Regions from separate parts of the Mus musculus genome. Here all the other regions are linked to region 1. Evidence: chromatin loops called from intact Hi-C (ENCODE). Cell type or tissue: gastrocnemius. All regions are shown on one strand. Each heading gives the region's core, and the rest is flanking DNA. Links, peaks and the distances in the headings are about the cores only.

What was found. Hi-C counts contacts between places; a loop is a spot of excess contacts. Peaks named below come from ENCODE experiments on the same cell type or tissue, not always from the same donor. Only the 100,000 strongest peaks of a DNase experiment are listed, where the experiment ranks them.
Region 2: a loop joins it to region 1, with 2.9 times the contacts of the local background. A loop is called at or near these places in 22 of 42 quality-filtered maps.
Region 3: a loop joins it to region 1, with 6 times the contacts of the local background. A loop is called at or near these places in 27 of 42 quality-filtered maps.
Region 4: a loop joins it to region 1, with 2.8 times the contacts of the local background. A loop is called at or near these places in 15 of 42 quality-filtered maps.

What each region holds. Positions count from the first base shown.
Region 1 is chr5:32,135,041-32,143,490 of GRCm38, reverse strand. Fosl2 (fos-like antigen 2) reads right to left here and starts at 7,019. Exons shown (of 4, transcript NM_008037.4): 1 at 6,686-7,019. The coding sequence starts at 6,787. In gastrocnemius, for the core only: a CTCF peak has its summit at 3,523 (motif pointing right); DNase peaks (open chromatin) are centred at 3,645, 5,673, 6,080 and 6,258; H3K4me3 peaks cover 4,463 bases; H3K27ac peaks cover 4,903 bases.
Region 2 is chr5:31,929,696-31,934,695 of GRCm38, reverse strand. The region is part of intron 7 of Babam2 (BRISC and BRCA1 A complex member 2); the gene reads right to left. Among named protein-coding and RNA genes, the nearest start is that of Gm52770, 67 kb to the left of the region's middle. In gastrocnemius, for the core only: no CTCF peak of the experiment used is centred there; no DNase peak of the experiment used is centred there; H3K4me3 peaks cover 527 bases; H3K27ac peaks cover 3,197 bases.
Region 3 is chr5:31,692,753-31,701,202 of GRCm38, reverse strand. It overlaps Rbks (ribokinase), which reads left to right and starts at 3,593. Exons shown (of 8, transcript NM_153196.1): 1 at 3,593-3,693. The coding sequence starts at 3,602. It overlaps Babam2 (BRISC and BRCA1 A complex member 2), which reads right to left and starts at 3,153. Exons shown (of 12, transcript NM_144541.1): 1 at 3,126-3,153. In gastrocnemius, for the core only: no CTCF peak of the experiment used is centred there; DNase peaks (open chromatin) are centred at 2,715, 3,252 and 3,525; H3K4me3 peaks cover 2,141 bases; H3K27ac peaks cover 2,642 bases.
Region 4 is chr5:31,609,033-31,617,482 of GRCm38, reverse strand. Mrpl33 (mitochondrial ribosomal protein L33) reads right to left here and starts at 3,532. Exons shown (of 4, transcript NM_025796.3): 1 at 3,461-3,532; 2 at 2,862-2,880; 3 at 996-1,102. The coding sequence starts at 3,482. The region is part of intron 2 of Gm38424 (a long non-coding RNA gene); the gene reads right to left. In gastrocnemius, for the core only: a CTCF peak has its summit at 3,321 (motif pointing right); a DNase peak (open chromatin) is centred at 3,465; H3K4me3 peaks cover 1,912 bases; H3K27ac peaks cover 1,469 bases.

The DNA.
Region 1 (8,450 bases), core at 1,520-6,519:
CATACAGTTTCCCGTAGACACCAGCCAGATTCCTTGCAGCGATGGCTTGGTCTAGACAAAACAAAGCGGCAATAAAAACAAGGCGGGAGGTAATGACTGCCTCTGAATCGCGTGTACACCTTGTTTTAGACAGAGGGTAAGCCATCTGGATAACATGCCGGCTCCAAACTGCAAGAAAAACAATGTCCTGTCCCCAGAGGGGACTGAGCCCTGATAAAGAAGGCTTTTGTCTCCAAAGGATCCTCTTGGAGAGACGGCACAAAAGTTTCAATTAGATCTGGCAGATGGGTCTTGTCTCAACTCCAAACGTGTTATTCAGAGAGTGGCATTGGGATAAGAGAGAGGAGATAAGGCTAAGAGTCTGTGGTCTCAGAAGTGAACTTGACTAATAGGCTCTCCTCCTATGCCAACAGTCGAAGAATGACCCAAATGTCCCATAAAAGGGACATGGAGTCATGATTCCCATGAAGGAGTTCACACTGACGAGAAAGAAACCAAGACAGCTTTCTGGCTGCAGGGCAATGTTGTGACAGCACCCGGTATCATGTGGCAGCGATGGGGGGTTGGGGGTGGGGAGAAGAATGTGAGAAGTAACCAGGGACCAAGTTCTCTTGGGGTACAAGCCCCTGGAAAACTCTTCCTTTGGGGACAGGGCTGAAATGTTGGGTGGCTATATGGCATTCCAGCCTGGCAGAGCTTCTAAGTACTAGAAATATTGTGTCTCCCTGTCAACTTTTGGGTAAATGTCTATAAAAGGACCAATGGCCCCCATAGACCTCCAGAGCCAAATCCGGTGAGCTCTTAAGCTTTCTGGGCCATACCGTCTGTGGTGCAACTCTGTTCTCCCACTATAGCAGGGAGCATCAGTAGGGAATACATGAGAATCCCAGGGCTCATTAAACTTCACTTACAAATACAGTTTGGTCTCCTAGGCTCAGGTAGGAGGTAAGCAAAAGCCAACCAACCAATCAAACAAACCAAGAGAGATACCCCTCTCATCCAGGAAGCCAAGGATCATCGCTCACCAACTTGGATCTCCACACCCTGAGCAAAAGTTCAAATCCTTACAAGCTGTGTTGTGTGTCTTTGGGGATTGGGGACTTCAGTGTTAACCAGCAGCATTCTGTGCTTGAGGCGCAATGGGCTGCTCACTCAGTGATGTGCTGTCCAACTCATCAGAAACCAACTCAGCAGACCAGAGAAGTCTCACAGCCCAGAAGTTGCTGACTTGGAAAACAGTCTTTCCGGACTCAACAATGAGACCTTGGGTTCAGAAAGAGTCATACCTAGTAGTCTTGGAAAACAAGAGTTTAGACCACCATCCCCTTAGGCTCAAATGGAGGCACTCCCACAGTCCTAAGCTAGGCAGGCAGAGTTTAAACAGAGCTCAGGCTTGCTGTTCTTGACCCATCCTGTTGGGCAGGTCCTTCTTGGACCCCAATTATGCAAGACATGAACCTGTGGACCCTGTAAGCTGCTACGCCAGCCAGGCAGGCAGGGAGGCAGGGAGGCAGGCAGGCCATCCAGGAAGGAACTGGCCTATCTCCTTTCTATAGCCTTGACTAGGGAAATCCAACATCCCAGCAGACTAGCTGGGGAGAGAGGGGGTAAAAGGCATGTTCTCTTCACACTTCTCAGGCCCAACACCAACATCAGGCAAGTGTGTGTTCACTGGACCCAGGGCCTCTTGTATAGCATTACATTGGCCGTCATCGTGACCTCTGGCCTTTCTCCTCTGAGGAAAAACCATTTATGTCACAATGGAAATTGCTGCTAATAACTCAAAATTTCCAAACTTTTATCCTATACACATTATCACAGAGGACCTGCCCAACACCAGTCTCTTCTCTGTCTCAGCTTCATTTAAAAGAAGCAGTCTAGCCTGTGGCACTTCACTGCCAGGATGAAGGAAAGCAAGAAACAGAAAGAAACGAGAGGCAGAGCCCCCTGAGGGGTTATCCCCAGGTTACTCGGGTCTCCTGCTCTTTCTGGTGAGAGTCCCACTCCTGAATGGGAAAATTCCTCCTCTCACCCATCTCCTGAGTTCTGCAGTCAATCAGACCAGGGTTGCCCACACCCCTATTCCATGTCTTCCTTGATTCTTGTCTAATCATACGAGACATGAACGAGACAGTAGCCTGCTCCCATGGGAGGGCGGGTGGTCTGTCACCTCTTAAAGAACGGCTGGAAAGGAAGCCTAGTGACACCGGCCACTTGTCAAGGCTGATTCAGCTTTGTTACTGGCTCAGAGGGTCAAGTTACCAAGCGGGATTGGGACAGATACGTAGATCTCAAACAGAACAGCTGACATTATTTGATCTGCTGAGGTCACAACTCAACACACAATAGAGACGAACCCCGTCCACCCAGCAGTGAGGCTAATTTTTCCTTTTCAACACATAAACCGGAATTGTGTAACTAAGGGGAAAATGTCCAAGGCATAAACACAAAGATGCTGTCAGCAAGGGGCCATTTTATGAGCTTTGAATGGGAGAACATCTTTCCAAATGGACGCTGGAGACCGAGACCTACAAGACTTGGGGTCTCACCAGTCTGTCCATTCAGACTTCATGTGTCAGACTTAATTCCAAAGACCTTTTGGTAATTTTCAAATATCAAATTCACCATTCGAGAGAAGATTTGTTGGCAGGGAGAATTTTCTATATGCACTGAAAACAATAAAAAACAAAACAAAACAAAAACCCAGTATTGCAACGCCTTTGAGAACGGCAGTCTCAGCATTCAACTAAGCATATAGTCCAGCAAGGGAGGAGGCGATGTCAATGATGATGATGATGATAATGGTTTATGTGATTTAGGTGTGTAGGCTCTGGTGTGTTTGTTGTAAGAAAAAACAAACTAACAAACACACACAAAAAAAACACCTCAAGCCCTCAAATTTTATATTCAGTGTGAATAATAAGACAGTCAGTACAATACGATAATAATAATACACTCGATAATAATAATACACTCAGTCAATACAATAATGGAAATGTACTCAGGGTTTTAGAAAGGAAAATTCAACCACTTCTCAGACAGTTTATGACTGCTGTTTCACCCCATGGTGGTGAGAAACTGGGCACCTCCTCCAGGAGGAATCCGCGGAACAGATACATTCCTGGGATAACACTGCATGATCCAAATCTACAACATCTGTAAGATCACAAAAAACAAAGAGAGAAAGACCACCAATTCGCATCTCTCCCTTCTCCAACATTCCCCACACAAGCAGATGGGGAAAACAATCCTTGAGTATTTGAAAACACCATGGGCTGGGGGAGGCAACTCATGAACAAGAAAAAAAGCACTCTTTTATTCCAACCGGGCTTTATTAAAAAAAAAAAAGATTTTTTTTCTTAAACTCAGTTTTAATTCAAGTCATTTGTAGTTAGTTATTGTTCAATATATGACATTCGTTTGCCTTAAATAAGAAGAAAAATTCTAAGAATTTGGAAAACTAACGAAGTTTAACACTCTTGAGATTGGAAAAATACATTCTCAGAATAGCTCTTCCAAAAATGTCCTGTAGGGGGCACTAGAGGGGTACAGTTGAGGCTGACTTGGGAAATCACAGTCATTTCTGGTAAAAGTTGTTTGATGTGAGGAATGTCCCAGCCTGGTACAGTTGGCAAAAGTTCACTCTGGGGAATTTTGTGTGTGTGTGTGTGTGTGTGTGTGTGTGCGCGCGCGCATACGCCTGTTGGAAGAATGTGGCAGGGGGGAAAAGTTGGCCTGATGGTCCCTGATCCTGAAGGAAATGCCCTTGACTTACTCTCACAAGTCATCAGAACAGATAGCTGCCTTGGAAAAGTTCCGTGTCTTGTTTTGTTTTGTTTTTCATTTGAAGGGGGCCTGGCTGAAGAAAACAAGTTATGAAATGACCTATGTTTGTGTAACTGGCTGGATTGCGTAATGCCAGGGCCCTGAAACCGTAACAGCCAAGGAGCAGGGCACAGCATATATCTGGAGGTGTTGTCCCAGGAAAAAGAAAATCACAACAACAAAGCACACTCCAGGAGGAAGAGGTGCATCCACCTAGCTCCAAAAAAAATTAAATTGCCAGGGATTGATTAACCTTTGAGATTGAGATTATAGCTACAACAGGAAATAGTTTTCGTGTTTTGAGTTCCTGCCATAGACACAAGCAGAGGTCTTAACAAAGAGCTGTCTGCCTCCCACCCCACAGGTCAGTGGGGAAGTACTAGGTACTTAGTACTAAGACGCAGTATTAAGACCTTATGAAGCTAGATGTCGCGGGGGGGGGGGTCGGGGGGGGAGTGCCAGACAGCAAATTTATGGGGATACAGGACCCCACAAACAAGGAGAACAGGGGGAAAATAGTATGCACTTGCACAAGGAAAACCAGGAACTTCTCACAAGTTCCACTGATTGGATTGGTCCACCGTGCAGTCATAAAGGAGGAAGGCCCAGTCACTAACTGCCAGGAAAGCTTCCCCATGTAGAGGGCTGGGAGCAGAGCTGATTACAGACTTTATCTGGCATGTAATAAAGTTACCTTGAGCCCAGATTGGGGTGGGGTAGCAGCACAGACTTGGGAAGTAACAAAAACAGAGGCCTATCACTGGGACCACAGAACAGTTTTATAGACAGCCAGATCAGGGAGGGGGAAGCCTTCCCCCTGTTCCTCGTCTCCTACCCACCGCCCCGACAAGGCTGAGAGTTGGCTTAAGTGGCATTACCTTGCCAATCCCTCTGGTTTGAAAGACTTCTTGCTCATAAGGCTGAGCAGAATAGGCAGCTATACCTGAGAATCGCATGCACTGGTTGCTGCTAATTGCAAAATCCTCCTGTGTTACAGCATGCTAGGAATTAGCCAACAGCTGCTTTTTGCTTGGGTAATGAGGCCCTATTACACACTGCTGGACGGAGCTCTCTTCCTTCATCCGAGCATCGGTTTCCTGTCTGATTTGCTTCCAAAACAGGGAATTGCCTCCGCTCACATCCTGGGCTCAAAGCCCTAGTGACACAGATTATTCAGTTGGGGCACTGATGTCCGGTCTGACTTCCCATCCAGGCCCCAGAGTCTGAGCAAAGCCAGGCAGGGAGATTGTACTGTCAGTGCTCACTGTCTTGGTCTCATTAGTGGAAGAAACAGAAACGCAAAGCTTCTATGTTGGTTGGAAAGGAGAGGTACATGGGGTGGGGTTATTGGATTGGAAAGTAGGGGACAACAGGTATAAAGGACTCTAAACCCATTGATGAGTGATGTTTGGGTTCAACCCAAAACACCAAATGTACTGGGATGCAAACATAAGCGACTACTTCTCAGGTATGATTTGGGTGTTCAGTAGTAAGAAAGGGTCCACTGACTGGACCCTCAATGCTCAGACCAGGCTGTCTACAGTGGGTGCTTAGTAGGTATGGGGCTTGGGAGGAGCTAGACACAGAAAAGTCATTTAGAAGGACTCCCCAGATATGGAACATTACTTTGAGAGAGGTGCCCCTCTTGTCAGATTACAAAGAAAGCCATATTTTTATTATATTTCCCAGCTCACTCCACCCTTCCCTGGAAGACCCCTGACCTCCTATCTGGTTGACTTCTAAAGGTCAAAGTCAAGGCCATGGCTATTGGCTTATGGAGTAACTCTGGCTGCAGCCAGCTTGGCTAGGAACTCCCAGATGCTTGCCAAGGTGGGCTTCAGGTGGCAGAGGACCTTTTGAGTTCATGCAATTCCCTCACAAGATGGTGTTTGTGGTTCCTGCGACACAGGCCAGGTACCCTACCACCCCTACCGCCCCACCAATACCTGTCTGGTACCTACAAAGACACAGATTACAGGCACAATCCTTCAGTGCAAACCAGTCTGGCTGCTTTAGAAAGAGATGTTTTTCTACTTCTAAATCCACTCAGGAGCTCAAGCGATGTGTCTCTTTCTCCCACTTCTCTCTGACAGCTTCTTTGCCCCAGGTACCCCCAAGCCCCTCAAAGTTCTGCTGGGGGGGGGGGGAAGTACAGGCTCCTGCCCAACCCTTACCGGAAGCTGGAGGGGGGGTGTCACAGGAGGTGTCAAGAGCCAATCAAAGCCAGCTTCTTCCTTCCTGACCTTCGCACCTAATTCCCAGGGGCAACCCTCGCCCTCACTCCCAAACACTTGAAGGAGCCCAGCTTTGTTTTTGAGTCCCCAATCCCTTTCAGAAAACAGCTAAGACCGAAGAATAACAGAAGAAGAAAGGGTTAAAAAGCCTTCCCCCCCGCCCCCCCCCGTAGGGTCCTTGACGGCTGGGAGGGGCTTAGGGGGCGCAAAAATTTTCTTGCCTATCCACTACCTAGAAAGAGGAACGTGAAAAGGGAGGGAGAGCGGCTCGGAAGGAGGCAACAGGCTTCCCGGAGGGGACCTGTAATTTCAAGAGCTTTTCTGGAAAATTAAGTACGAAAAGGGGGAGAGGGTGTCGTTGGCTCTTCAAGCCCACTCTCCACTTGCTTAAAAAAAAAGAAAAGAAAAGAAAAGAAAAAGAAAAAGAAAAGTGGAGAGTGGGTAGGGCGGAACAGGAAAAAAAAAAAGAAAAAGAAAAGAAAAGAAACCCACAACTTACAGCGGTGAAGTATTTTTCTAGCCTGGCTAGGAAAGGGAAAAGAAGGAGGTTGGGGGTGGAGGCAGTGGGAGCAAGAAGAGGGTAGGAGTCTGCCCGCGCCGCCAGGTGCACCCCGGCCCGCACGTACCTGCTGGCCGCCGCCACCGCTGGAGTAGGACTCGGCGTGCGCAGGAGAGCCGCTGCTGCCCCGGGACGAGGTGTCAAAGTTCCCGGGATAATCCTGGTACATGATCCGCGGTGGGGGCCGGAGAGGAAACAGGGTGGTTTTCTTCCCCGCCCTCGCCGCGGCCGCGCACAGTCTGCTGCGCGCTCGCTGGTCCACCGGCCCGGCCACGGGCTGGGCTTTTCGCTCCCGGGATGTCCCCTAACCAAGGCAGACAGGAGGCAGCGACACTCGGGAAGTGACCCCCCCGATCGCCGCGCACCGCACTTCGTTTCTGCTCTGCAAGCTCCGCGGAACCGGTTGTCCACCGAGTCCCTCCCTCTAAAAAGTCGGCGCGTCCCTCGGTCCCTCCCCTGCGCGCGCCCTTCCGCCCCCGCGCGCAGCCGGAGCTCTGCCGGGACCCACGGGCTGGAGAAAAATGGGCAACGCAAAAAGACTAGGAGCCCCGCGGGTGTCGCTTGGCAGCTCTGGGGGACTCCCTCCCCGATCTCTCAGGGCGCCAAAAAGGCGAAAAAGAAAAGCTGCCGGTTGGGAGAAACTTCTGTTTCCTCCTTTTAGAAAAGGAGCCCGAGAATAAACTTCCTGTGGCCAACTCGCCGCCTGAGTTTCCCGGCGACTCGGACACTTGACTTAGGACAAGGCGGTGAGCGCCGGTCCAGCGGCCCCGATCGCGCCGGTGGGACAGCGCCCGTGGGATTCTAGGCTGAGCGGTGCTGAGAGGGACGTGGCTCCGCGTCGCAGTGACCTGCACCCCGTGCTGGCTCCAGGACCTGCCAAGCCTCGCGCTTCTCGCCTCGCTTCGCCCTCCCCTCTCTCCCCCTCTTTCTTGCGCTCGCTCTCTTTCTCTCTCTCTGTCCCTGCCGAGCGCCGCTCACTGTCTCGCTTCGAGCCCCTGCGCTCTGCCCGAGATGAGTCACTACAATGGCACGAGTTCAACTCCACACTCTTTATTCTCCAGCCCCGCACCATGTGGATCCACTCACGTCAACCTTAGACTCCACCTTGCTGGGAGGAGCGCTCGAGGCGGCGGGGGAGGAGGCCTGGGACAAGGAGGAGGAGGAAGAGGCGCGGGAGGGGAGGGGAGAAGGCGGGCGGGGCGCTCCCCTCCCGGCCTCGCTCGCGGTCGCGCTGACGCCAGCCACAGACCCCGCGCGAGGAAGGCGGGAGGCGGGGAGGGTGGGAGAGCGCGGCCCTCGCACTACGGGGGCGCCGAGGCCGCCCGCGTTCTCGCCGAACTCCTCCACCCCCCCTGGGGCGCAGCGCCCTTGGTCTGTTCCATTGGCGCACGTTGCCAAAGATGGTCATTTGCGTTAGAGGACGCGAATGCGGGTTTCCTCGCCTTCGGGTGACGTGGAGGGAGAGGGATTCCCTCGCCTGCTCCCGCCTGCGCCCTGGCCTCCCTACCTCCTCCCCTCCATCCCCAACCAAAAGGAAGGGGCGCGGGGCGGGGCCCCGAAAGCGGCCGCGCCGGCCTGGGCTCCGGGTTTTAGAAAAGGAAAAAAAAAAAAAAAAAAAAAAAATCGCAGCCCTGAAGACGAGACGGGCGGCTCAGTGCGGCGCCACCGCGAGGCAGAGAGCCCGGCGCGCAGAGCTGCTCGCGGGGAGGGCGCGGCCGTGCGCAGTCGTCCGCACCCTCAGCGGCGCCGCCCGGTACAGCGGGCGTCCTGGGCGCACCGGGCACCCGCGCCACCCTGCGGCCGGGTCTTGGCGGGGTGCGGCGCGGCGTCGC
Region 2 (5,000 bases), core at 1-5,000, 210 kb after region 1:
AGGGGAAGCGTTGTGGGATAAACATCTGTTCACTGAAACCTGACAGAGCCCTTCACAGGCTCTGTGGCCTGTGCGTGTCCTTATGTGCCCGAGGTTGCTATTTGTGCTTCCATGGCCTGGACAGCTCAGAAAGTGGCCTGTAGCAGGCCAGAGCACACTTGCTCACTCCAGCAGGGCTGTGGGGGCAACTTTCTCTGCCTTGTGTTTGATATAACAGAAACCACATAGAAAAGCAAATACCAAGTATCTGTGTGGAACTGCCCAGCCTTGCTTGCATACATTTCTAACACTACTATATCTGACGGCTTGCACATAAGTCACTATCTGTCCTATGACTGTTGATATCAAGAGATTAAGTATAACAAAGGGAAGGAGTCTGCTTTTTTTGAGCCCCCCCCCCTTGTGTTCACACACAAGTGTAGGAGTTTGTGGAAGAGAAGAGCTCTCTGGGAAAATCTTCCAGTTTGGGGTACTACCTGTTCATTTCTACCTCCCCAGTGGGGGAGAGGTACATGGTTGTGGCCCAGTGTGACCCAGGCAGAAACAATCTGGCATCTTCAATAGGCAGTGGCCTTTGAAGGAGCAGAGAGCCTCAATTCTTATTCCCAGTCTCTAGATCCCATCACCTCGGAGCCTTGGCTACACAGAACTACTTCCAAGACTTCTCTGCCCAGCTGATCTGTCCAATAGCAGCACACATGTCAGGGAGATGCTGCCTCCCTCCTGTTCCTTCTTCTGGCTAGGCCAGAGCTTCCCTTACTCCACCTTCCAATTTGCTCCCCTTTCCAAGGCTCGATGCACATAGTTTTTCTTTATTCATGTGGCATTAGTATCTGCCCTTGGCATTTGGCACCTATCAGGTTGAGACAACTGTCTTATATTTCTCTCCTAGAATTTTGTTCTCAGTTCCATGTGATTTACACAAAGTCTGGGCATCCAGGAACCGGGGGAACGATGGTCATCTAAGTCCAATGAGATATTCCAGATACACATTTTCTGTGACATATCTCAAACTCGGGACGGAAAGTTATTTTTTCCCGCTCCACAAGCATGCAACTCTCCCGATCTCCAGCACCTCCTGGGATAGCTGACGACTAGCATATCCCATATAACACAAGAGGACACACTTAGCCAAATTATTTTAAGAGTGGCCAGTTGGGGCTGTTAAGAAAGCTAATTATAAACCTATCTTGGCCCACCTGCTGAGTTGGATGGAGGAGGTCTGGCTCACACTCAGGAAGGTCATCAAGAAAGTAGCAAGCAGCAGGTTGGGAAGCTTTGGGGGAGGGCAAGCACCCACCAGGCTAAACAGAAAAACTGATCACAATGTCTAGTACCCCACTCTTCTTGTCCACACGCAATAGAAATAATCTTAGAAGTAAGAGATTTGCTACCTGCTTTAATTTTGTACAGAAATATTGAAAATCTTTTTTTTATACTTATGGATCAAATGGTTACTCTATGGTCTAATTTTATCTGAAGGAAGTGTGGAGAACTGATATCTAGCAGTTAAGTCTTTGTCACCAGAGGCCTATGACACAAATCTCAGTGATATTTTAGGGGAACATGTATAGCTTTTCTTCCCCCGTGGCTATAATTGCTGCTGGAGAAGCCCCAACATGGAAAGGTTGATGCTTTGAATGTGCTGAAAGATGTTGGAACTAAACCATGCAATGACAGCTATCAAAATGTCACCAATGCAGTGTCATATCCAGTCAAGATGCTTAAAAAATCAAATGTTCCAAGTACGACGCTATGAGAGCTGTGTAAGGAAGGGAGCTACCTAGTTACTGATGGGGAATCTAAAATGAGGTCATCTCAACAACGGAGCAGCAGCCTGGCACCAGGAGCCCAAGCTAGCGAGAGCCATGGTTCACCGAGTGCTATTCAATTTGCTCTTCACAGCCACATTATAAGTGGCGAAGCTGAGGTTGAACTGACTAAGGAACCTGTCCAGGATCACTGGCAGATCACTAGAGGTTGCATCCAAATCCAGATCTGCTTGACTGTGGAGTCTGGGCTTTAACCATTCATGCAATATCTGGCTTCTTCCAGGTGTCATCTACAGAAATAAAGCATATCTCAAGTATCTCAAGAGTGCTTGACTTATCTGTACTACCCAGGTATGAAGCACAAGGTTCAGAGACCAAACACAATGTTCTCTTGCCCAGGATCTAACCACCGTTTAGGGAGAGCACCACAAATGTCAAAGTACATTACAAATTTCTAAAGAATTCTCCTGTCAATAATTATGACTCTTAGCTTGCTCGGCCACAAAATCAAAGGGCTTCATTTGAGGTCCTTGGTCTTTATTTAGGAATTAGTAATTGGCTGAAGAGATGGATGTAGTAGATAAGATTTAAATTTTTACTAAATGAGGTTTGGGCAACAATATAATGGATTATTTTACATTTGAAAGTGAATACATGTGGGCTGGAGAGATGGTTCAGTAGTCAAGAGTATGCACTGCTTTTCCAGAGAACCTGGGTCCCAGTCCCAGCAGCCACAACTGGCAGCTCACTACCTGTAACTCCTGCTCCAGGGAATCCAGTGCCCTCTCCACATGCACATACATACCCCTGACACACACACACACACATGCACATACATACCCCTGACACACACACACACATGCACATACATACCCCTCACACACACACACACACACCCCTTTTGAAAAAGAAGTTACAATTCTAGTTAAGATCTCGACCCTCAGTCTACCTCAATTACAAAATGCAATTAGAACCTCACTTGATAAACACATGTTTAAGCAAGCTGCAACTGTGCCCCTGTCATAGTTGCAATAAGTCACTGCTGTGCAGGGCACTTGCAAGCAGGAATGGACAAGTACCAGGAAGGACACACCTACCACTCCAGTTCTGTTTTCTGGGATGCCCAGACCTTAGCACTTCTCAGGAGTTTCAGGGAAAGGTCATGTACAGGTCCACCAGAGCTCTGCCTAATCCTTTTCAAAGGTGGGAATCTAGGTTCTGACCAATCCAGAGAAAACAAATGAAGAATTTTTGTGACAATTGGGTGGGTTGGGCTAAGCCAAAGACTCTGATAATAGAAAAAGTAAAGTGGAATTTCTCCAAGGCCTGTGTCTAATTTCTGCCTGGCTCAGCTTTTGCCCATGTTCCAATTCCAAGCTCTCGGGTCTGCTGGATTGGAAAATGGCTCAAGCTCTAAATGGAACACTGGCTCTCCAGCATCTCGATCCCAGATGCCCAAGGAACCCGAGGGGCCATGGAGTAGTCCTGAGGTCCTATCGACATTAATAAGAAAGTGCCACCCGTGTTCCTTCCCCTCCAGGGGTAAATGGTTGGGCCTGTGCTCTCTGCTCCACAGGCATTCTTCACATGCCACATAAGCCACTTAAAAGAACACTGCCTCTGTAACTCCCTGAAGATGTCTGGCTGGGTTAAATCATTTCTCAGTTACGTGCCCTCCCTCTAGAAGGAATCTGTTGGAAAGCTGGCTGTGCATGGCTAAAAACCTTGGGATCATCATGGTCGAACATTAGAAAGTTCACAGAGCACGTCACAGTTTAACTTTGTAGTAGCCTATAGAAATTTGACTAAATGATGTTAAACCTTGTTTTATGTACTGTATGCTGACAACTCACATGCAGCCCACAAGCCTCTGTACGTTCCCAACTTTCCCGTTCACCGCAATTTCTTTCTACTCTACACCACTGCCCATCAAAGCACCTCACCCTTTGCACACACTCTGCTTCATTACTGCATGCCACTTACCCATGCTTAAAAGACACACGAGGAAAATGAAACAATACGTGTTCCTTCCCATCCCACTTAATTTAGCCTCCTGGATAAATGCGTGTAATTTGCATTGTAAGATGCCAGTACTTGTGTCCTCCAAAGAGCCACCAAGTATGTGTGAAGTATCCCTTATGAGCTTAAGTCCAGGATAGCGCATCAATGTTGCTTCGTACCACACAGTATGAGGATGTGTGGTGATTGTACAGAGCTGCCTGCCAGCAGGTTCCCTGGATGGAAGCCTCTGCAACCCAACACTGGCTGAGCAAAGACCCTAAGACAGGGGCATGCGTGACTGAGAGACCCAGAATGGTGTTAGCTACTATCCAAACACAGGGTGCAAACATTGCCTGACCTGACATAGAACTAGCCAAAAAAGAATATCCCAGAAACATTAAAAAGAGCAACCATTGTATGAATTTCTCTGAGGATGTCAAACGCTACTAAAGGGTGACCTTTAACTTCACTAAGTTCTGGTGCTTAAGCTGTAGCGAGGACCACTCATGGTTAAATATGCACGATGTTCCACTCAGAGAATCTTGACTATGTTACGGATGCCCCTGCTGCAGCAGCCAGAGCTGATGATAGCCCTTCTGTCCCACATGCTCACACTGCCATTCACGTCATGGGAAAACTTACTCATCCTTCAAAACTGTGCAGATGTCTTCCTTTCTCCTGTCCTTCTTGGGACTCTAGCGATGGACCTCCTGGTGGAGTCAGAACTCCAGGACAGAGCTCATGATTCTTGCACTGGCAGTAGCTTCTGTGCTTGTCGCTTATAGGACACTATTTTTCTTGAGCCTGGGCATCTGTGTTTTTAGTCTGTAATGCCCACTCTAATCTCTGAACAGTGTCTGTAGAGTACGTGGCACAAAATAGGAAATTAATAATTTTAACTGATGTTTGTATGTATGTATGTATGTATGTATGTTTTTCTTTTAAAAAGCAAACTCCTGAAGGTCTTGACCTAGGTAAATAATTCCCTCAGAATGTAGTGATTGCAGATCAAATATTTTCTCCCTGGGAGCCATTTGAGTGAAAAGACAAACCTGTTGATGGCTTAAGCCCTACAAAAATATGTTCCATACCAGTAAAATCATCAGGCATAAACTAAATCAGAACTGAGGCTGCCAGACAACTTCAATGCCAGTGATAGCGCCAAAGAGAGAAAGGGCAAATGCTTACAACGTGGATGAACACAAAGTTGTAACTCTGCCAACTATA
Region 3 (8,450 bases), core at 1,224-6,223, 440 kb after region 1:
ACATTTAATAATGTTACTGAATAATAATGTGGTAAATTCAAATAATGGAATTTTTTCTAGACCATATTTGAAGCAAGCTTTATTAAATATTGACCAGGACCATGGATACTGGACTGGCCCATAACTAAAACCCATGCTCAGAATATGGCTTCAAATAATAGATTCAATAAACAAATTAATCTTAAAATAACTCTAAAGAAATGAGTGAGGGAAGCAAAACTGAAGAAAAATTCATCAATGGAGAAGATATAATAGACCCTCAAAATCTAATAAGGTGAGGGCCCCGAGAAAACAGTTCAGTGAGTAAAGTGCTTGCTGAGCAAGCCTGAGCAAGCATGACTTCCACCCCAGCAGCTATGTAAAAAGCCAGCCTAGTGGCACACATCTATAACCCCAGCACTGCAGGTTTCAACTCAGCAGATTCCCTGGGCTCACCAGTCTAGCCAAAACCGTGAAGCCCAAAGTCAGTGAGAGACCCTCTCTCTAATCTAAGGTCAAGGACGATAGAGGAAGATACTCAACACTATCCTCTCTCCAAATCATGTACACACACACATATATATGCATACTCTATACACAGACATACCATGTACACACATGCACACAAATCATAGGGGTTAAATACAGCTAAATCTGGGGGATAAAGGTACTTGACACTTAAATTATAAAAACATAGGGCAGAGATTTATGCGTGTCCAGATATTAAGCAACAAAGACAAATTGAATCTTTTCAGTCTTTGATTTTCTGGCACTGCGAAGTCTTTACACTTGATAATACAAAAGCAATAAATCACACGTATGTGATTTGGATGTTCACGGAGCTGCAGGAGAGTGTGCACGAACTCCTAATAGGTGAAAGCTACTGCTTTAGAGGTGAATAAGTCAATTCAAATGACTACTGTCTCTCTCCATCTGAAAGATTAATCCCACAATGAAAGCAAATTCATTCCCATCCAGGTACAATTATGAGTACCTGCTGTTCTGGTTTCTAAGCACTGTGCCACATAAGAATTTATAAGCTCTGCTAAACTGAATGTTTGCTTTATCATTGTAGTTACACACACACACACACACACACACACAGTGACACCATGATGCCCCCCCCCGAAATATTTGTGAGGTGCTTAAGCTTTACACAGTATACTTTAGTCTCTACATGGTTGTCTTCTGACTCTTGGGAGCTGGCCTCCCCATACATTCTAATACATCTAACATGAGCAAATGTCTCCTTTCCTATATATAGTATCTATCATAAAAATACATATATCTTATAGCATGGCATGACTTATAAGTCACTTCCATATGCAGCCTTGCCATTCATCTTCACAGTCTGGTATAAGGCATGTTTCTAATTCCCACATTCCAGGTGACTTGGGTAACTGTTTCTGGACAGTAGGCTCACCCACACTATCACTTTGAAGACTTTTCTAAACTCCACAGTCCTGCCTGATGTCTGCCCACTATGTCACAGTTCCTGGAGGGGGATGCTCATTTACTTCACATTCAAAACACACAGAGTCATCTGAGAAGCAAGCAGAAGGATATCTTATGACAAAAAAAAAAAAAAAAAAACTGTTCCATGGTTTGTTTTTTTCCTCAGAGTATCTAATTTACACCAAATTTCTCCAAGAAAGAGAAATCAAACTAACACCTCACACATGATCTCTGTTACTCACCTCTCTGCACAAACATCCACTCCCCCCCCACACACACACACAGTTTCTTAATGAATACTGTTTCCATTTTGTAAATACAAAAGCTAAAGACCAGCCAAATCAAGTTACTTATTTAATGTCACATAAAGAACAAACAGAAGGACTGAAATTCAGGTCCAGAGCTCTCTCAAATTCCACTATTCCTATCCTCTTCTCAAGCATTAATTACAATGGCCACTAAAGAAAGCACCAAGGTGAATTTTTAAAGCATACACTTCGGTAAATATAAAGACAAAGTCACGAATTTATACACATGATTGCTTTACAGCTAGACACCAACTAGGCTCCTGCTGATCCAGTGTTGGTACTAGCCTGAATGATTCACTAATTAAATGCCAAAGGAAACAACCTTCTCCAGACGCCAAACCACACTAGTGATTATGAAAACCCATTCCACTTCAGCAACTGTCAAGACGTTAGGATCACACCTGAGGGAATGGATTTCTGTCTTTATCTCCAGAACAGCAGCTATAATACAAGTTTTTGACAGTGCAAGGTTTTGTGCAGCTTCAAGATGTTTCAGTAAGTGTGACTTCACTAACAAATGAAAGTTAAAAAAAAAAAAAACTATACTGACTCCAAAATCAGGAATTTGAAGAGAAAAAAAAAAAAAAAGATGATTCTTTGGTACAATATGCAGGGATATGGATTAGAAACACACACCTCTCCTTTACATATGGCACCATTATAACTGATTCCAGAGAAGCAGGAAATTTTGGTGACCTGCCTCTCTTGAATGCTTGTTTTGCAATTTGTATTTCCTGATTTTGATGTATTGCAGACGGAAGATGCAAATATATAATTTTTATAAAAAAATCTGCTGCCGCAAGATAAGGTCACATGAGGTCTTTTAGTGGGCAGGCTGTCTGGGGAACACAAAGACGTATAAAGCACCATCTAGGCTCTCGCAATTAGGAGAGGATGACAAACACGGAAACATGTGCCCCCGTTGACGTCATGGAACGGAAAGGGGTGGCCTCCTGCTGCATCACGTCCACGTCATATGGCGCACGAGGGAAGTTACTGTGGGGGAGCAATTTCTCCACTGGGCAACATCAGGGAGGGGCGGGGAGAGCGAATTGGTTCCGATCCAAAGAATGTCCACCCATTCTGAGGAGAATCTAAAGGGATCCAACCCTTTCTCCCAAATTGTATGATGCCCTCATCAAGTGCAAAAAGAGGCGGGCTTCATCAGAAACCAGGACTGAACGAGATACGTGGAGAAAGAGAAGCCTCAGATCTTGGGGGCGGCTCTTGAGGGAATCCGCGTGCTGTGGGGCGAGCGGGGCATCTTTGGAACGCGGGCCTTCTCTTGAAGAGGCTAGCTCTCTGGCCATACTCAAACATGGCTCTCTGCGCCACCTGTGCGACTGAGATCCAACCTCCCCGCACCAGCCCGGGTCCAGGTACCTGGAACTTAAGTCCGATCAGTAACCGGCGACTAGACGGGGTACAGGTTACCCGAGCGCGCCCCCGACCGACGCACCGACCTGCGCGCGAACCGCGGGCCGGATGCGTGCGCGCTCCCCCGGACGTCCCGCCCTCTCCGGAGCCGGCCGGGCGTGCGCGTCCCCGCGCCGAGAAGCCGGAAGCTGAGGAAGGCGACCGGGTAGCGCCTGAAGGTTCCCGGGAGCTCTGGCCTAGTGCTTGGCGCGCTCTGTCATTCTCGCCGTGGCGGCCGGGCCCTGTGCTTGTGAGGCGGGGCAGGAACACCGGTCCCAGAGGGATCAGGACTAGCCAAAGGCCGGAGAGATTTCGGGCATTTGGGAGGGCGACCGGCACAGGCGGGTGGAACGCCCGCGTCGTTAAGGAGGACGGGGCGGCGTCCCTGGTTACGGGGTCAGGCAAAGGGCAAAGGGCAGCGTCAGGGTTGAGCAGGATTAGTAATGGCGGCGTGTGGGGAGCCCGGGAGGCCCTGGCAGGAGGAGGAGGCAGCAGCGGTGGTAGTGGTGGGTTCCTGCATGACCGACCTGGTCAGGTTAGTGCGGGGCCGCAGCGCAAGGTCTCGGGAGGGCGAGCCACACTGTGGATGCCCGGGCCTCGGATCGGTGGGCACCCACCATTGGAACTTTCCTGAAAGCTTCAGGTTTCCAAGCACGACTTCTGAGGTGAAAAGGCAGAATTCAAGTTTGTGGAGGTCAATGACAGAGGAAGGGACAGGGATGGGGGGTGGGGGGACTGAATGAAAGCTTTGATAGACACCCCCACCTACGGGCGCCCCCAAACACCTGCACCTGTTTCCTTGGCCAGGCTGCCCCATGACATTTTAACCTCTGAGAACATGATGTACCTACTTCACAGGGTTGAGAGCACAAGAAGTGTTTTGTCCACCAGACCCAACTGGGTATTACTGGATTGAACACGTGAAAGAAGGCACTGAGGCAAACACCTTTTCACTCATGTTGGCATTCCTGCAGTGTTCCATATTTACAGTTTACTTTTATGTGGAAATGTAACCATGGGCCAACCTTTGTGGTGAACCTAAGTGTGAATTCAAAATTTAAAACACACACACACACACACAAACATGACAATTACAGCCACTAAAAACCTGACCAAATAGTGCTAAATGAGAATAGTTGAGTTAGGTCAGAGAGGTTGTAGGGAAGATCCTTCTGCTTTGTCGTCTGTTTTTATGAAAACAGCTTTCCAAGCAGATAAGCAATATACATTGTAGAAAAAAAAATAGTTCAGGTATTCCAAAAAACTCAGGCCATATAATTCTGTTTATGTTAATAACCATATTTCCCAGCAACTTAGTGTCATCGGTCCCTAAACTATTTTTCCAAAAGATAGCAGAGAACTTTGAAATAAGGCCTTGGGGTAATCAAAACAACCAAACCCTTTCACCAAACTACCTATATCTACTTTAAAAACAGCTCCAGGGGCCTCATATATCTAACTTAATCTTGCTTAAAACATTATAAATTGTTATCAGATTCATCAAGATGGCTATGAGGTAAAGGTGCTTGACTAAAGCCTAATGCCCTTCAGTTCCTGGAGCCCAGTATGGTGGAAGGACACTACATATGTGATGCATGAGTGTGTACACAATAGATAGATAGATAGATAGATAGATAGATAGAATAAATAAGTCTATGCTTTCAAATTACCAAACACAACAGAAAAGATGGAATTAAAAAGGAGACTGGGGCCGGGCGTGGTGATGCACGCCTTTAATCCCAGCACTTGGGAGGCAGAGGCAGGCGGATTTCTGAGTTCCAGGCCAGCCTGGTCTACAAAGTAAGCTCCAGGACAGCCAGGGCTACACAGAGAAACCCTGTCTCGAAAAAAACAAAAAAAAAAAAAGAAAAAGAAAAGAAAGAAAGAAAAAGGAGACTGGGAGAGGCAAGTTAATTGACAAAAACCCTGATATGTTGTAGGGACTACAGAAATGGCCTCAACAGTTAAGAGCATTGGATAAAAACCACCTGTAACTCCCATCTAAAGGGTCCCACACCTCCAAGTGCATTGCTTTCCTACACACAGAGTTAAAAGTAAAAAAATGATTTTTTTAAATGAAGCAATAACAGAAGAGCTACAAATAATTAAAGTTTATATAATTTTGTGTGTGGTGCTAGATATTGAACTCAGGTCCGTTGCATGGCTAGTAAATACTTTACTACTAAACTACACTTATAGCTTTTAATTTTATTATTTGAGACAGAATCTCACTAAGTTCCCCATGCTGAACTTGTACCATGTAAGTTAGGCACTTGACCATGCTATCTTGCTGTAGCTGGGATTACAGGCTTACAGCCCCAAGTCTGTCTCTAAATTCTAAATTTTCCTTTTTCAGAAATGTTTGAGCTGCTACCTTGTCCTAAGTTACGCTGAGGCAGGCATGATTTTCTGTACTGGAAGACAATATAGCTGGAGACCTTTGGTGAGGAGGCTTATGTGTATTTTTCTAGGGGAAGATGTCAGCACATCTTTCTGTAAAGCTCCAGATAGTAAAGATTTAAGTTTGGCAGGTCACATTTGGAAGTGTGAAAAGTCCTTTGTCTTCATTAGGATTTTATTGCTGTGAACAGACACCATGACCAAGGCAACTCTTATAAAGGACAACATTTATTTGGGGCTGGCTTACAGTTCAGAGGTTCAGTCCATTATCATCAAGGAGGGAGCATGGCAGCATCCAGACAGCATGGTGCAGGAGGTGCTGAGAGTTCTACAGTTTCCTCTGAAGGCTGCTAGCAGAATACTGACTTCCAGGCAGCTAGGATAAGGGTCTTAAAGCCCACACCCACAGTGACACACCTACTTCAACAGGGCCACCTTGTAATCATGCCACTCCCTAGGCCGAGCATATGCAAAGGGTCTCGTCATTCTGATCTCCCAGATAAGGAATGCTGCAGACTAACCTGTCCATAAGTCCCTGTGTGTAGGCTGTCTCCAGTCCATCCTAACTAACTTAATCCCAGTGGCAGTTCTTGAAGAAAAGGTAGAATGTGGTGTTTGTTTTAGATCAAAGTAGGGAATGCGGTGGCTGAGCAGATGGATGAGCACTGACTGCTCTTCCAGAGGTTCTGAGTTCAATTCCCAGCAACCACATGGTGGCTCACAACCATCTGAAGTGGGATTCGATGCCCTCTTCTGCTGTGACTGAAGACAGCGACAGCGTAGTATACTCACATATATAAAATAAATCTTTTTTTAAAACACAGGGAGAATATTTCACTTTAGAAATAGTTCCATCAAGAACATACAAAGTTAGGGGTTGTTACTCAGTTGTCAGGTACATGTTCAGCATGGGCCAAGTCCTGGGCTCAGTCCACCACCTTCTGAGAAGCTTAACCATCACACACTAAAGACAGCCTAATGTCTCTTAAGGTGGTTAGTCTTCAGACTTCAGGGGATGAGGGATACCCAGAGGCAAAGGCTAATTTTATGATGTCAGAATTTTAAAATTTCAGAAGTAGAGAAATTTTACGGGCTATTAATCCTAGCCCCTCAGTTTATAGATAAGTAAGCCAGGGCCTAGAAACTTACATTATGGATAAATGTCCTAATTTCCCTTGTCATTTTCTTATAAAATATTTGAGTTAATATTTTTCATATGAGTCACTAATTAAAAACTCTTCCCTAGACTACTAATTTCCATAGATTTTTCTTAAAAAGTTTTCATGATCTGTTTGGGTTTTTTTATATATATACCTTGTTTTTATTCAGAACCCTGAATAAAATTGGTCTGGCTTTGTTTGTAAAATATGTGTCATGGTTATATTAGTTTCCTACTACTGCTGAAACAATTTGCCATAGATTTGATTGCCTTAATATTATTATAGCTCTGGAGGTCATAAGTCTTGCTTAGTAATCACTAAACTAAAATCAAGGAGTCAGTAGGTGAGGTTCCTTTCTGGGAGATGTTTTCTTAATGTTTATAGCTTCTCTGTTACTTTTTTAGTCAGGTCCCCTTCATCTTAGTAGCAAACAGTAGTTGGTTAAGTCTTTCTCACATAGCATCAGCCTAACTCATTCCATGTGCACTATAAGAACCCTTGTATTACACTGATCCCAGCTAAATAACTCAAGATAATCTCCTTCTCTTATTATATCTTATTGGCTATTCACTACCTAAGTTCTCCTTTGCTGTATACAAGATATTTCTAAATTGGAGAGATTACGGTATGCATCTTTTAAGAGCATTTTACTCACACTGTATATCAGCATCAAATAACCTTACACTATCACTTAGGGAACCTTTGGATCTTTTCAGTCCACCCTCACTCACATTTGCATATGAGGTGACCAAGAGCTTAAACAGGTCACTTCTGATCACACAGCCAGTCAAAGGCAAAATGAAGGCTGAAACCCAGAAGGCCCAGACTTTGTTTCCTTCCTATCATTCTCTCTAAGAGACCAATACTAGTGCCTTTTTGTGTAAATTCCATGTGGAAATTTGTAGTCTCTGTATATTCACTGTTTATCTTGGACACTGGTAAAGAATAACTAAAGATCTTCAAATCTAAAAGTAGCATCTTCATTACTCCATTACTCTCATTGTATTCCTGCATTTAATGTAGCCAGCCTAGACATCATGCCTGTACTATAGAATTACTTTAGAAGTAAATGCTTCACTAAGCCTTTTTGGAAGGCATCCAAGTCCAACTCACTTTATATACTGCTGAGTGCCAGACACTGATAATTCAATCAATGAGCCTTTTTTTTAATTTTAGTTTTCTATGTGTAGTAAGCTCCATGTAGTAATAATTCTTAAAACTCCTTCATTCATCCAGCTGACATTTTGTAATGCCCATCTGTGTTTATCATTATCCTGTCTAAAGTTTCATGAGGTTTCATGTTGTATCAAGCATGATGGCACATGCCTGGAATCCAGCACTTGGGAAATGGGAGAAAGAAAGAAAAAAAGAAAGAAAAAAAACCGACAGCAGGGTCATCCTCAGCCACACAAGGAGTTTAAAGCCAGTCTGTGCTACACGAAACCCTCCCTGTCTTTAAAAACGGTTTCATGTTACAACGAAAAGAGAAATCAAATCTGGTCTAAGGAAAGATATGAAAATACATGATTCTTTTTTATATGTTCAGTTTACAGATCTGCATTAATTATACTTTAAGTCCTTATTTTTTATAGCATGTATATCACCCGTTCTTTTCGGTCATTCAACTCATTTTTATTGGATTTACACTATGTATCAGTTTCTGCCCTAGTTAGAAAAGATACACAGACAAAAATTTCTGCTTTGTAAAGCTACAGAGAGACAGTATCAATGA
Region 4 (8,450 bases), core at 1,362-6,361, 530 kb after region 1:
TTATTACAGTAATAAATGGTCAGAAATATGGATATCATAAAAACAGCAGGGAATTTTATTTCTATAACAAAATGGAATTTGAACAATTTTAAGCTGACAACTGGGCTTGAGATTTTTTAATGCCTCTTCATGATAATTCTGCCTTTATCTTACTAGGAGGCAACTAAAGTGGGCAGAAAAACTAAAGCCCCAAACTCTAAAATAAAACACCCGGCAGCTTATTTTGCCAAGCCCATAAATTCTAGGGAAGGGTGGATCTCCACCAACATTGGCTGGGTTTGTGAGGAGACACCTAGCCTCTGGAACCTGTCTCTGTTTAGTTTGCTGTATTTACTTATTGTGCGTGTATGCGGGAGAGACACATGTGTGTGGGTCAGAGAACAACCTGCAGGCCATTATTCTCTCCTACTATGTAGGCCACAATGATGGCACTCAGGTCACCAGATTCACTGGCCTTAATCCACCGAGCCATCTCATCAGCCCAAGTATGTCTGTCTCCTAGACAAACTTAAAGTTACCATTTATTATGGCATTTTTGGTAGATATCATGATAGAAAATGTACCAACACATGTTCTCTATTTGTTTAACTCATACCTGAACCCTGTGACTTGCCACTGTTAGGCCATGCCCTCCCCTTCGCAGATGACTGCCTATTCTTCAGATAGCTGAATTCCTCCCTTCATGAACTAACCCTTCTTAGAGGCTCTGCCTGACTATCCCAGCTCAAGTCCATCTCCCCGTGGCCCGATGGGTTTGCTCATAGCACTTACTTACCACGATGTCACATCTTCCCTCCCTCTCAAAGCTCTTGTGTCCTGGTGTACCCACACCTGGCATAGCAGCTAGCTAGCACCACAGTAACATTCAGCACATATCCCTAAGTGAATGGCACGATTCCAAGGGGGCCACAAAATCCCCAGAGACATTCATTTGAAAAGGAGACAGAAGGTCCTGAGAACATGAGCTGCCGTGATGTCACTTCTCTGAGCCTTACCTATTGGATCATAGTGCAGAAGGCTCAGCTTCTCTCGGAGTCGGCTTCTCTTGTGGTTGAAGGAGAAACCTGTCCCAGCTTGGCTCACTAGTTTCACCAGGATAGTTCTAAGATCAAAAAAATGCACTGTCACAAGCTCAAAACACATTAGGTAGGCCGCCAAGAACACACAGCACACTTTGCTATGGAGTCATAGTGGCCCTAAGAGGGGTCCATGCCATGACAGTCTACATTTCCCATTAAACTATTTCAACGGCTCTTGACCTACAGTGACTCCGTGACAACCTTGCCAAAACAGCGGCAGTGAGGAAGCCAAATCAGAGAATCAGCCTCTGAGGGCATCTCTCATGAGGAGCAGACATCTGGTGGGAGAATATATAGGGTGACAGTAGTCACAGCTACATACAGTAAGGCAACCCTGAAGATGGCTGCCTAAGGAGAGCCAATCTTCCAAAAAGACTGATAGCAAGAAGGGACAAAATAGATCTCAAGTTTTACATCACTGATGCACAGGCCCTGGGCACCTTTGTATCTCATTTAGCCATCCAAACCAGCAAACTTATCATTTATCTCCCTGACCTTTGAATACCTGTGCTGTTACTTTCTCGTATGTGTGTGTCATCTTTGCCTCCCCACATAAGCCATTCGTCATGCCATTACACATCTGAAGCACTTGAAACCACAATCGGGCATGGAGGCTCACATCTATAATTTCAGCACTCTGAAGGCTGAGACAGGAGGATCAACCTGGACCACAGACTGAGATCCTGTCTCAAAACAAAATAAAGCCAAGAAGGCCACATTACTCCTCAAACAATGCCCCTGAAGACTACAGTATTTGTTGATGGAACAAGAAAGACAATGATGCTAGGTATGGTGGTACAGGCCAATAACCCTAACCACTTAGGAGGCTGGAGCAGGAAGTTCACAAGTTCAAGGCCAACCTGGGCAACTCATTGAGTCTGAAAACTTAGAAAAACAAATATGAGGCTGAACAGAATTCAGGAAGAGAGCTTGTGCCCAGCATGGGCCTAGGTTCAATGCCCAGTACTGGAGGGGAGAGAGGGTTATATAATTAACATAATTATCCATTCAGTCACACGGATTCAACAAGTCTCTATGGGGTACTTACTCTGTGAGGAGCCCTACAAGACACTAAGTCTGTGCCTCCTAGGGCTGAAATTATGGAACAGATGGACTGGCCCATAGGCAAGGCACAGGTCTAGCCTCTCAGTTCCAGCTGCCTAACGCTTAGCTCTGCAATCTTTCTAGTGCTTGGACTGACTTCTATAAACAGGCTCTAGGTTTCCATCAAATCAGAGCTCATCTGTAGATTCCTGCAGAAGACTCAGGCAAATGGCTCTGGTTAGGTAGAGCCAAACAGATCACCAGCCTGATGCTTGCTTTAGGAGCAAAGCAATGAACTAATAGATTCTGAGGTGAGACCAGAAGCAAAGTTCCTTTACACAAAGGCTGTGAATACTCCCTGGGACAGAAGGGAGACAGCACAGTCCTCAACTTACATCCTCAGTTTACCCAGTGCAAATGCACTGCTTTGCAAGAGGCCACATTTCCCACTGTGCTCTCTTCCCCAGTTAGTAACGGGTACCTCGGCTTCCTACCAGCCACAAAGGGAAGAGGAAGCAGGGTTGCTAAGCGACATGATCTGTGGTTTTGGTATATCAGATGCATTCTCAGCTTATGTATCTGCAACCCAGGATCGAACTGTCAATGGTAGCACCATCAAAGGACTTTTCCCCCAAGGTGCTCACATCAACAAAATAATTAACCAAATAAATAACCCCAGATCAACTCTTGGGAGATCAAACCCAAACACTGGGCCAATAAAACAAAAACCTTACTTACTTTGACTTGCTCTTGGCAACTTGTGTGTGTAAAGGTTGGAAGAAAGAAAAAAGATAAGGTTGTTATTTTTTTCATTCGAAGTGCTTATCAACATTAGTTGTAACCAAAAACACTTTAAAAGTATTCCCCACTTTACACTAAAATAACTTTTTCCTGGTGTGAGTCTGGCCCACACAATTATGAATGTTTTGTTGTTGTTGTTGTCTTGGTATAATCAACAGTTGTCTGCCATCTTAACATCGTTCTAAGTAATATCTGCTCTATCCCCACCCTTCTATAGTGTAAATATTTGTACTGCAACACAGCTCTTGTTTGAACTTTACAGACTGCAGCAAAGTCGCCTGAGATGCTAACTCTAATCAGGATGTCAGCCAGGAGCCAGGCAGCGGGGTAATACCACAGCGGCCAGTAGACATTCTTCGGACACCCCTGCAGAGGGCGACGGGGCTCCCGCCGCCTTCTCACCAGACCCGGAGGCGCGCCGCGGGGTGGCAGCCGCCGCGCCAGGTCCTCCACCCCTCCGGGCTCCACCTCGGGACCTGCGGGTCACCGCCTCGGCTCCACGCCGCAGGCCCTGCCGCCGCCTCAGACCGACTTACAAGAGACAGCGGAGAGCAGCATGGTCCACCGATTCTCACCGAGACCCGCCTAAAGAGCTCAACGACTACTTCCGGGGCATGCGCGGGTTCCGGTAGAAGGCTCAGGAAGTGGACAGAAGCCACGCCCTCCCCTGAAGTTCGGGCAGTCTCTGACTCAGTGATTTATTGGTAGTGAATTTTGTGGTATTATGGGAAGGACCCCCCCTCCATACAAAAGATAATACTGCCAAATATCACAATACCCAGATCTGCCTGGCTCCAAAACATGTAGCCTTTCCCAAGAGACACTGATCTATCTTTTTTTTTTTTTAATTTTATTATATATTTTCTTTATATACATTTCAAATGCTAGCCCGAAAGTTCCCTATATGCTCCCCTACCCACCCTGTACTGGGGCATATAAAGTTTGCAATACCAAGGGGCCTCTCTTCCCAGTGATGGCCGACTAGGCCATCTTCTGATACATATGCAGCTAGAGATACGAGCTCTGGGGGTACTGGTTAGTTCATAGTGTTGTTCCACCTATAGGGTTGCAGACCCCTTCAGCTCCTTGGGTGCTTTCTCTAGCTTCTCCATTGGGGGCCCTATGTTCCATCTTATAGATGACTATGAGCATCCACTTCTGTATTTGCCAGGCACTGGCATAGCCTCATACGAGACAGCTATACCAGGGTCCCTTCAGCAAAATCTTTCTGGCATATGCAATAGTGTCTGGGTTTGATGGCTGATTATGGGATGGATCCCCGGGTGGGGTAGTCTCTGGATATTGTACTCTGATCTACCATTTGCCCAGCAATATTTTTATGCCTGTGCAAGAAGTCCTAACTCCACCACCAGGGACCTCACTGGTAACTTCATCTCCCAATTAATAATCAGGATTTTATTATTTTTGCTGTTGTTTTGCTTAATTTGTGTGTTTATAATGACTCTCCCTATATTATAATTTATTTTTACGCCTGAGTGTTTTGCTTGCTTGTATATTTGTGTACCACTTGTGTGCCTGGTACCTGAGAAGTTTAGCATCATGCTTCAAATCTGGAACCAGAGTGTTATGATAGTTGTGAGCCACCATGTGGGTACTGGAAAGCAAACCCTACTCCCATACAAGAGCAACAAATATTCATAGTGGCTAAGCAATCCTCTCTGGCCTGTTGTTGTTGTTGTTGTTGTTGTTGTTGTTGTTGTTGTTGTTGTCTTAAGTGATCTTCTCAGCAATGCTGTATTTCCATTTCCATGTGAGGAATCCAAGGATAAGAATAACTAACTTGGCCAAGGCTGTTCCAGTTATTAGTGGAAAGTCTAGGTCTTGAATCCAAATCTTCAAAATCTGGAGGTCATATTTTAAATTTTCAAATATGGCAGGCATGTACTTAGTGCTAGTCTAGCTAAATCAGAGAGTTCCAGGTTCAGTAAAGATCCTATCTCCAAAAAAATTAAATAGGGTAGAGAGAAAGCAACATTGGCCTGTCCTCCACACATGCACATATGTTCATGTGTGCCAGTTCACATGTACACACATATAACACAGGAACACAAAAAAGATACCATGTCTCTTGAATGCTTGAATGGAGTGTGAAGGAGGCAATTACTTTCTCCTCCCATTAGGTACATCTGCCTGTTATTTACACCTAACACAGTGCTGGCAGCTGGTGACTTGATTAAGATGTTACTGATACAGATGTAATTCCAGATTTAGTTTTTCTTTCCACCTGAACTTAGCCCTCTATGCCTTATAAAGTGCAGAGCAGCAAAGGCAGCCAGAAAGGAAAGGTGCAGTTAGTTAGGTAAGGAGAACAAGTACAGCCTTTGTGGAAGCTGGAGTTGGGGAGGGAAGAGAGGACACCACTGTTTAACCCGGATCTCCACCCAGAGAGTGGATGGCGGGAGTGAGAACCCACACCTCATCCTAGGTGCACCTGCCTCGTGTTGGCAGACACGCACTTAGTGATGGGATTTGGACCTCTCTATGCTGGGAGGTCCCTGACAGCACACTATCCAGTCCACTGTCACACATACGCCCTGCCTGACTCAAAGTTGGGGAATAAAGCTGTTGTTCTTGTCCACAAGATCAGTGGTGTTAGCTCCCTAACCTATCCCTCAGACCAGGGAACATGGGTACTGGTAGAAGGGAGACCCCACAGGAGAAGATTGAGTTTTCCGAAAAGTGATGGTACTTGCTCAGTTGCCTCCAGGCAGACCAAGGCAATTTCAAAATCAAATCTCAACAATTTAGTATTAGAGCAAAGAGCACCTTGGAGAATAAGACTGAAAGCTGGGCTTATGCCCTGGGTTCAGTCTCCAGGGAATAGGCATCCTTAGGTTGGCAGTTAATATGCCCCCATCATTCAACCCTGCCATCATGACTCGGCCCCATGCCTTTTCACTGAGGTCTACTACAAGGCAATACCATTAGAAAGCATTTCCTGACCTGTATGCCCCATCTCACCCCACACTTCCCTCACTGTCCCCTCAGAGCAGCCAGTAGACTTCTCTGTGGTGCTTTAATCACTGGCCTTCCCCCGCCCCAAAACAGAACCATGGAGTTCAGTTTGTCCAGGCCAGGAGGTGTGCCCTGGGCTGTGGTTGATATGCCCAGTGCCACTCTATGAAAGAAAATGGATGTTCTGTTTCCCAGAAGCTAACAGTTGCCAAGAGCTTTTTGGTTGGAGGTGGGACTTGGTGCCTACTTCCCCTTCTTGCAGAGACTATGACAGCAAGCACAAGATCTGCACAAGTTCAAGCTAGGCAAAATTCCCTTAGAGCAGAGGTTCTCAAACTTCATAATGGTGGGACCCTTTCAGACAGTGCCTAATGTTGTGGTGAGCCCCAGTCATAAAAATATTTCATTGCTACTTCACAACTGTAGTTTTGCTACTGTTAAGAATTGTAATGTAAATATCTGATATACAGGATATCTGATATTTGGCCCCCAATGGGAGTTGAGAACCATTGCCCTAGAGGGTCTGAGGTATGGGAAAAATTGAACCGTACTAAGTGGGATCCATGACTTCTGGGTTGACTAGTAGGCCCTGAGTTGCAGGTGTGGCCATGGAATTCGTTTTGCGTGATGATCTGCTTCCTCTGGGAAAGCAGAGGAGCGGAGAACGTGGCTAACTTGAAATAAATGAGGAAGTCTTGAGCAATAACCAAAGAGAAAGGTGCACACCTACATTCCAGAAGGCTCTAGGCCTCTTAACAGACGCCCAAGACCGAAGACCCAAACCAGGAAGCTTAGTTGCTACCAGAAAGATTAATGGAGGCCCTGCTAACAACACCCTTCCCGCCCACACATTTCACACTCTGCTGGAAAGACCCTGACAGGAGCAGGCTTGGGAAAGTCAAAACATTCGGTCTGATTGGTGGGTGACAGACGGGAGAAAAGTGTAGGTGCTAAAGTCAAGCATCTGAAAGGGTGTGGGGGGCTGGGGGCCGATGGGCTGAAACCCAGCTGGAGGAGGCAAAAGGTGCAGACTGGTCAGAGACAGGCATTCCTGCACTGGGTGGGAAGCTGGACTGCAGGGCAGCTGCCACAGAGGCATCCGGTGGGAAAGAACAGCACAGAGCCAGCTGCCTTTCACCAGCCAGAGACTCCCCAGAGCTCACGGTTTTTGAGGGTAGGAAGTGTGGGGGTTTTGGTGGCTTTTTGTTTGTTTTGTTTTGTTTTTTTCTCTTTTGGTTTCTGTTAGTTTAGTTGGTTGGTTAGCTTTATTTGTTGATTGATTAATTGGTTGGTTGGTTTGTTGGTTGGTTGGTTGGTTGGATGGTGGGTGGTTGGTTGGTTTATTGAGATAGGGTCTCACTAGGTATATTTGGTTGGCTTGGAGTTTTCTATGGAGGCCAGACTGGCCTTCAACTCACAGAGATTCTCCTGCCTCTGCCAAGGCGTAGTGGGATTACAAATGCCTTTGCCTACAGAGACATCTCATAGTTCCAGTTTGACAGGCCTTAGTTTTGTTTTGCTTTGTTTTGATTTTGGAGGGAGGATGTTGTTGTTGCTTTTGTTTTTGTTTGTTTGTTTGTTTTTGTTTTATTTTGTTGCTGGGGGGTGTTTTCTTTTGTTGTTTTTGTTGTTGTACAGAGGTCTCCATTGGCTGGTCAACAAGCCCTAGGCATCCCCCTGTCTCCTACTCCACAGAATAGGGTTTACAAGTGCACACCACCATGTCTGCTGCTTTTTATACTGTTCTTACTGCCTTCCTCCTGGATACTTGACTTGGCACATTGTGCCAGTTCAATCTGAGAGAACTGAAACGGGGCTCTAATTCTTCCGAATGCTTTCCAGGAGAGATCTCTAAACTGATTTTCCTGCCTCTACCTCCTGCCAGTGCCAGAAGCAGTAGCAGAAGCAGAAGCAGCATTTGAGAACTATCTAGCAATGCAGATTTCAGGCTCCGTGGTGACTTCTGTAATCACAATCTGCATTTTAACAAGATCCCTCGATGATCTGAAAGCACTGAAGTTCAAGAGGCAACGTTCTAGAAGGAGTGGCTTACTGACCTGGTAACAAAGGTTGACCTCAGGAAGTGAGCACAGGCTCATGTTCAGAACAGAGTATAAGACAGATGGGGATAGAGGTTTTCTCTGTTTTAGTTACTGTTGTATTTCAGGGCCTAACAGAGTACCTGGTATATAACAGTTGCTCAGTGAATACTCCTTAAGTAAATGGACAAGTTAAGGGTCATTTTTATGGCCCAGAACATGAGGCCACTATGGGGCCAGCCACTACCATGACTCGATGACTTCTGAGGCAAAAGTCTTTCTAGTCTCCCACCTAAGTCAAGCATGGTCCTAATGTCAGCACAGAACAGGACTCCTAAGCAGTTAACGGGTCTCATCTGGGGAGGTTAAGAGAGTGACCATGAAGCAAACAGCCAAACAGGCAGATCTCCTATAAGGGCCGGAGGTAAGCCAGTGAAGAGTAGGAATGGTGCAGGCAGAGAAGCCTCAGGTCCAGAACAAAGCAGCTCATCTGTAGATTGGCTCCTGGACG